2 separate regions of the Homo sapiens genome follow, and region 2 is linked to region 1. The links are chromatin contacts, found by Hi-C or POLR2A ChIA-PET in ENCODE. All regions are on one chromosome and are shown on one strand. The core of a region is the stretch at or near the end of the contact, and the rest is flanking DNA. Distances in the headings are between cores, read along the strand shown. Region 1 has its middle 93 kb from the start of GPR26. Region 2 holds the start of GPR26 (G protein-coupled receptor 26).

The links. A loop is a pair of places that touch in the nucleus more often than their neighbours do. ChIA-PET counts read pairs that join two places held with the same protein, here RNA polymerase II (POLR2A). Pooled maps may share reads with other maps.
Region 2: a map of endodermal cell shows a loop between it and region 1 (2.9-fold over the local background). The contact joins the promoter of GPR26 here to the enhancer-like site in region 1. A Hi-C loop is called at or near these places in 2 of 168 maps with a recorded cell type or tissue (HCT116 and endodermal cell), 2 of 37 single-sample maps with no recorded cell type and 4 of 50 pooled maps. POLR2A ChIA-PET finds 5 or more read pairs at or near these places in 2 of 52 experiments (GM10248 and WTC11).

Annotation. Positions count from the first base shown.
Region 1 is chr10:123,572,230-123,575,352 of GRCh38, forward strand. No RefSeq gene overlaps it. Among named protein-coding and RNA genes, the nearest start is that of GPR26, 93 kb to the right of the region's middle. Within about 2 kb of position 1,667, at least 2 of the 41 ENCODE cell types and tissues checked have a DNase peak (open chromatin) inside an H3K27ac peak, as active enhancers do; they include HCT116, where a contact is called at or near this core.
Region 2 is chr10:123,664,948-123,668,070 of GRCh38, forward strand. It overlaps GPR26 (G protein-coupled receptor 26), which reads left to right and starts at 1,408. Exons shown (of 3, transcript NM_153442.4): 1 at 1,408-2,128. The coding sequence starts at 1,461. RefSeq lists enhancers at 616-1,153, 1,154-1,692, 1,693-2,230.

The DNA of each region.
Region 1 (3,123 bases), core at 417-2,916:
AAGCCACACATCACAGTGTTCTCAGGAAGATGACAGGAAATAGTGGATTTCAAGGTGGTAGCACAGAGCAGGTGCTGGCGTTTGTTCCTAAGTACCTCTCAGGAGCCACTTTGCCAAACGCATCAAAAGTAGAGATGTTGATGAAACCAGTGTGATATGAGCCTTGGTGACAGTCGCTCTGCCTCCTGATCAGAGGAGGGCTGTGCTGTCTTGGCAGAGTTGGAACCCTCAAAAGTAAGGTCAAAACTTCATTGGAGACGACATCTGGAGAGGAGAGGAGAGGAAGAGGAGGAGGAGGACGAGGAGGAAGGAGAGGGGAGAGAGGAGGAGGAGAAGAGAGGAGAGGAGAGAAGGAGGAGACAGGAGAGGAGGAGGAGAGAGGGGAGAGGAGAGGAGAGAGGGGAGAGGAAGGGAGAGGAGAGGGGAGAGGAGAGGAGAGGAGAGGAGAGAGGGGAGAGGAGAGGAGAGAGGGGAGAGGAGAGGAGAGAGGGGAGAGGAGGGGGGAGAGGAGAGAAGAGAGGAGGAGGAGAGGGGAGGGGAGGAGGAGGAGAGGGGAGGAGGAGGAGAGGGGAGGAGGAGGAGAGGGGAGAGAAGGGGAAGGGAGGGGAGGGGATGGTAGAGGAGAGGAGAGGGAGGAGGTACTGCTCAGGAGGCAGGAGGAATGGGCTCATTTGGGCCCAGAGAAGTGCCCCTGGCTTGAATACATTGTTCCAAGCAGGCCCTGACTGTGCCTTCACCAGTACTGAACACCAGGTCCAGCTTTTCACCTGGGCCATCTCATCAGTGACCAACCCACAAGAAAATCATTATTGCTTCCACTTTACAGAGAAGGCAGCTGAGGCCCAGAGGGATTTAAACAGGGCCTGACCAAGGAAGGCCTGCAGCGGGAGGTAAGGAGGCAGGACCCACTGGCGAGAAGGTGTTTTTCCCCCTTGACGTTTCTGTCCTGTCCGTGGGAAGCTGGGGGATTCTGCCCATGCTTCACCTCCCAGGGAGGCAGACATGTTGAGAAACACTGGCAGCTTCTCCCAGCACCTGCCTGATGCTTGTCCCTGTCACAGGAGGAGGGTTGCTAAGCTGTTTGGTCGGCGTCCACAGCATTTGCTGGAGGGCATGGTGACTGTGTTTCAAAGGTGGATGCCCATGTTCTAGCCCCGCTCTGTGCTTCCTCCACCAGGGGGCAGCCGCTCTCCTGCTCCCATCCAGGAGGCACACCCTACCTGCTAATCCAGCGCCTCCCAAACTTCCCCAGGATCTTGTTAACAGGCAGCTTCTGACTCAGCTGTGCTGGGGCGCCCGGGGCTGGGCTAGTCTGTCTCCCAGCTGATGCTGGTCAGAGGACCACATTTTGAGGAGCAAAGCAATGGGTTACAATCTTAGCTCAACACCTGGGGAAACCATCACCTGGGGATTATTTTAAAAATACTGGTTTCCAAACCCCACTGAGAAATATTAAATTACAGTCAGTTTAGAGGCAGAACCCAGGAAATGAATGATTTTTGATGCTCTTCAGGAGAGTCTAACATGCAACTAAAGTTGAGAACTACTGTTCTAGAAGCAGGCTTGCCTCTCTCTGCCCACCTGTGACCAGGCAGGTAGTGGGCTGATCTAGGTAAGTGTGCCCAGATTTTGCCTGACAGATCCAGCCTCTGCCTCCTCTTCTCCCAGGGCACGCCGGAGACTCCACATTCCAAAAATATGAGTTGCCCTTGACTGGAAGCTTTTCTCTTCAATGGAGCTTTTTTACCCAAGGTTCACATTGGAGGTTCTGGGCATCTGGCCAGACAAAACAGCCCTATACTTCCCACCTGGCCATTTTTCTTTCTGTGTTGGCTCCATCATCCAGAGCCCTGCCAGATGGAGGAGTACCAACATCTCAGACTTCTGAAAGACTAGAACCCCAAGTCTGTGTGCTCTCTGAACCTCTCAGCTTCCCAAAGAGGGAAGATGGGCCTCTCTCTCTCTGCTGCAGGTAGGGAAGAACCACGAGATGGAGAAGCGGCAGCCCGATCACCCCCAAACCTCGTCAGCATCCCCACCTGGCCCCAACCTGCCAGCCTTCACCAGGCTCTTAACAAGAGGCCAGTTCTCAGCCAGCCTCTCTCCTGTCCTTGAGCGGCAAGTGGGCAGCTGAGCAGAATTGTAGAAGGTAGGACCTGCTGAGCCAGGGCCACTGGCTTGGCCCTCCCCTCTCCCCAGGTCTGAGCAGGAGGTCATCAGACCCCAGGGGGCATCGTTCATGTCTCAAAGGTGTTGAGGGAAAATTCTCTCCTGGGGTGTGGGCTAGACCTAGTGACTCACTCATGACAAATCAAGTATGGAGAGGGAAAGAAAGTAAATTGCATGATGGTGGAAACTGGCAGGTGTCACCTCAACTGAGTGACCAAAGTTCTCATCACTTCCAGTCAGTCATGTTGGCATCATGTGCAGCTTGACATGGTGCAAAGGGAAGCGTTTCCATCTTTGTTTTATTCTTCTCCCAAATCCAAAACAACACTCTCTTAATGAGAAAACATCAGACAAACCCAAGCTGAAGGACAGTCTACCAAAAACCAGACACATACTCTTCAAAACTCTCAATGTTAGGAAAAACAAGGAAAGGTTGAAAAGCTCTAACAGATTGGCAGATATGAAGGAGATATGATGACCATCATATCCTAGATTGGATCCTGGAACAGAAAAGGACATCAGTGGAAACATTGGGGAAACCCAATCAAGTTGTAGCTGAGTTACTACTAGTGCTGATGTTAATTTCTTAGTTTTAATTATTGTACTATAGAAGATGATAACGTGCGGGGAAGCTGGGTAAGGGGTATACTGGACCTCTCTGTACTATCTTTGCAACTCTTCTGTGAATCTAAATTCTTTTTCAAAATTAAAAGTTTCTTTAAAAGTATTAGGGGAAAATAAACGAAGCAAGGAATGGTCCCACTCTCTCTTTCAAACAGTGTGATCTACGAGGTAGAATCATGAAAGGAGAAAAGCTGGGCTGCTGGCTGGAGGTGAATTTATTGCCAGAAAATAGCTCTGCTGTGCTCTCTCTGCTGTGATTTACAGCCAAGGATCTGGGCCCCACATCGATCCTTGCTCTGAGCCCCCAATGCAGGCGCGGGGTCCTCTGGG
Region 2 (3,123 bases), core at 158-2,657, 92 kb after region 1:
GGGTTCTGAGAGCTGCCCCTGCCTGTCCATCCCCACCCCTTCCCCACAGAGTCTTGGTTGAGAACCGAAGGGCCACAGTCCCTGCACACTTTGCTGAGGGGAGGCAGGGGTCCCCTGTGTCCAGGGTCTCTGTTGCTTGGACCATGCCTGCCAGCTGACACCCTCCCCATTTTCTGAAGAGTTCTGGCACCTTATATCAGGCAGGTCCCTCATAAACTAGAATGTGCTGCCTCACCAGTCTCAGGGCAGAGGGGTGTGTGGCTTCAGGGCTACAGGAGGCAGCTGCTGGAACTTGGAGCAGGACAACAGAGTATCCACCATACTAGGGTTAGCTGTCTAGGCTGGTTGTGGACAGCCTGGCTTGCCCAGGTGGGAGCAGTCAGGGTCAGCAAAGGCATCTCCCAGCTGGAGAGATGCCCAGGGGATGTTACAGAGAGCCTCGGGGTCCCTGCAGCAGGCTTAGGATTCAGCCGAAGCTCTGGCTGTAGGGCGAGGGAAAGAAGGCACTGAGAATCGAGTAACCTCAGTCATGCAGCAGCTGTTCTTGGGACAGACAGGCTGGGACACTCACGTCAAGGTCTGCCAGGATAGCATGCAGGCGGGGACAGGTGGCACTGGGGCGTGAAGGTGTCCAGGCATCCCTTCCTTTTCTCAGAGAGATTTCCTTGACTCAGCCTGTCTTTGACACACACGGGGGGATGGAGGATGTTGGGGGAAGGGAGCCACAGTGAGCCAATCACCCTGCACCGGAGCCTTCGGGGCTGGTTCCCTCCGAGCCTGTAAGTGTGAGTGTGTGTGCGCGAGTGTGTCTGTGTGTGCACCAGTGGGGATTTCTGTGATAGAAGCAGCCAGATTCCAGAGACAGAGAGAAGAGGAGGGGGAAGAACAAGAGAGGGGAGAAAATTGGGGGTGGGAGAGACAGACGGAGAGAACAGCGCGGGGGGCGGGGAGAGGGAGAGAGGTGGAGGGGAGAGCAGAGAGAGAGAGAGCGAGCCAGAGAGCAGAGAGGGAGGAAGAGAGAAAGCAAGAGAGCGGGAGGGTGCGCGGAGCGGAGCGGAGACAGAGCTCGCGGGCATGGGGTGAGAGCGGGAGGAAGCAGAGGCAGAGGCGGAGCAGGGGCGCAGGTGCCTGCAACCCAGGATCCCGGGGCGCTAAAGGCTTCGGGTTCTACCGCACGCTCAGTCGCTGGCTCCAGAGGTGCTGCTGGGGGCCAGGGTTCACTGCCGCGCGCCAGGTGCCTGCCCGTGAGGCGGCGCGGGGCTCCCGGGTGGCTGCGCGCCCAGACGCCTGCCCGGGAGGCCGCCTGAGGCTCCGGGGTGGCCGCGCGCCCTCCTGGGAGCCATGGCGGCTGGGGCCGGTGGTCGCCGGGCGGCGGCGGCGCCGAGGGGCTGAGCCGGCCGCGGGCAGCGCCATGGCGGCGCCGGGTTGCGGACCCTGAGCGCCGGCGCGGGGCGCGCACCATGAACTCGTGGGACGCGGGCCTGGCGGGGCTACTGGTGGGCACGATGGGCGTCTCGCTGCTGTCCAACGCGCTGGTGCTGCTCTGCCTGCTGCACAGCGCGGACATCCGCCGCCAGGCGCCGGCGCTCTTCACCCTGAACCTCACGTGCGGGAACCTGCTGTGCACCGTGGTCAACATGCCGCTCACGCTGGCCGGCGTCGTGGCGCAGCGGCAGCCGGCGGGCGACCGCCTGTGCCGCCTGGCTGCCTTCCTCGACACCTTCCTGGCTGCCAACTCCATGCTCAGCATGGCCGCGCTCAGCATCGACCGCTGGGTGGCCGTGGTCTTCCCGCTGAGCTACCGGGCCAAGATGCGCCTCCGCGACGCGGCGCTCATGGTGGCCTACACGTGGCTGCACGCGCTCACCTTCCCAGCCGCCGCGCTCGCCCTGTCCTGGCTCGGCTTCCACCAGCTGTACGCCTCGTGCACGCTGTGCAGCCGGCGGCCAGACGAGCGCCTGCGCTTCGCCGTCTTCACTGGCGCCTTCCACGCTCTCAGCTTCCTGCTCTCCTTCGTCGTGCTCTGCTGCACGTACCTCAAGGTGCTCAAGGTGGCCCGCTTCCATTGCAAGCGCATCGACGTGATCACCATGCAGACGCTGGTGCTGCTGGTGGACCTGCACCCCAGGTGAGCCGAGCGCAGCTAAGGCTCTGGGAACAGCCGCGCGGGATCTCGGCGGGAGTGGGAGGTCCCTAGCCCCAGGGGCTCTTTTCCACCGAGCCTCTGTTTCTTCTGAGAACTCGAGGGTGGGGAAAGCGGCCCAGCTGTGGGGCTTAAGGAGGTGCTTAGGGTATCAGCAAACCAGGGCCACAAAAAATGCGGGTGAGCCCATCTATACATCGGTTTTTGAAGCATCAGGGTAGAAATCACAGACAGTCAGAACTCTGTTGGGCTTCTTCATGCACATTTTCTGTGTTTGTAGCTTTCACTTTAAATGGCACATGGGAAGTCCGTGGTCTTTGTTCCCTATTAAAGACCTTCAAAGTGTTTGATTCTGGCCGAGAGGGCGGCCTCGATGCTTAGGGAGCTCCTTAAGAGCTTTTCAGACCCAAGTGTGTCGCTTCTCTGAGTCTTTCCCTTCTCGGGTGTGTGGCGCTGCCTCTGTCTCACGACTGTGTGTGTGTGTGTGTGTGTGTGTGTGTGTGTGTGTGTGAATTCTGATGGACTCGGGCTGCGTCCTTCTCTGTGGTGGGCCCTGAGGGGTGGGGTGGGGGGCTCTTCCTGCCCTCCCCAGAGAGCACTGTCCAATGTCTGCCTGACTTGGTGCCTAGAGGCTCCTGCAGAAGGAGTGTGCCCCAAGGCTCCTGGGGCTGAATCTGCCCCCACCTCCGTCGTCACGCTGGCTGCTGTTCTCAGGAGGGCAGATGGAGCTGGGCAAGCATGGGTACCCTCTGGGAACCCCTGCCATCGCAGGAGCCTGTCAGGGAGAGAAGGAGGGAACTCTTAGCTGCGCTGTCCTGAGCTCACCTCAGCTTTCCCCAGGAGAATAGGAAATCGAGGAGGGAAACAGCTGGCAGCGTCTGGACTCTGCTATTTTACATCCTGTTGTCCCAGGGGAAGGCAGGCTCCCTGCTCTGTGTCCTGGGACCCTAGATAAGGGGGTGCTGGGGTCCAGATGGTGT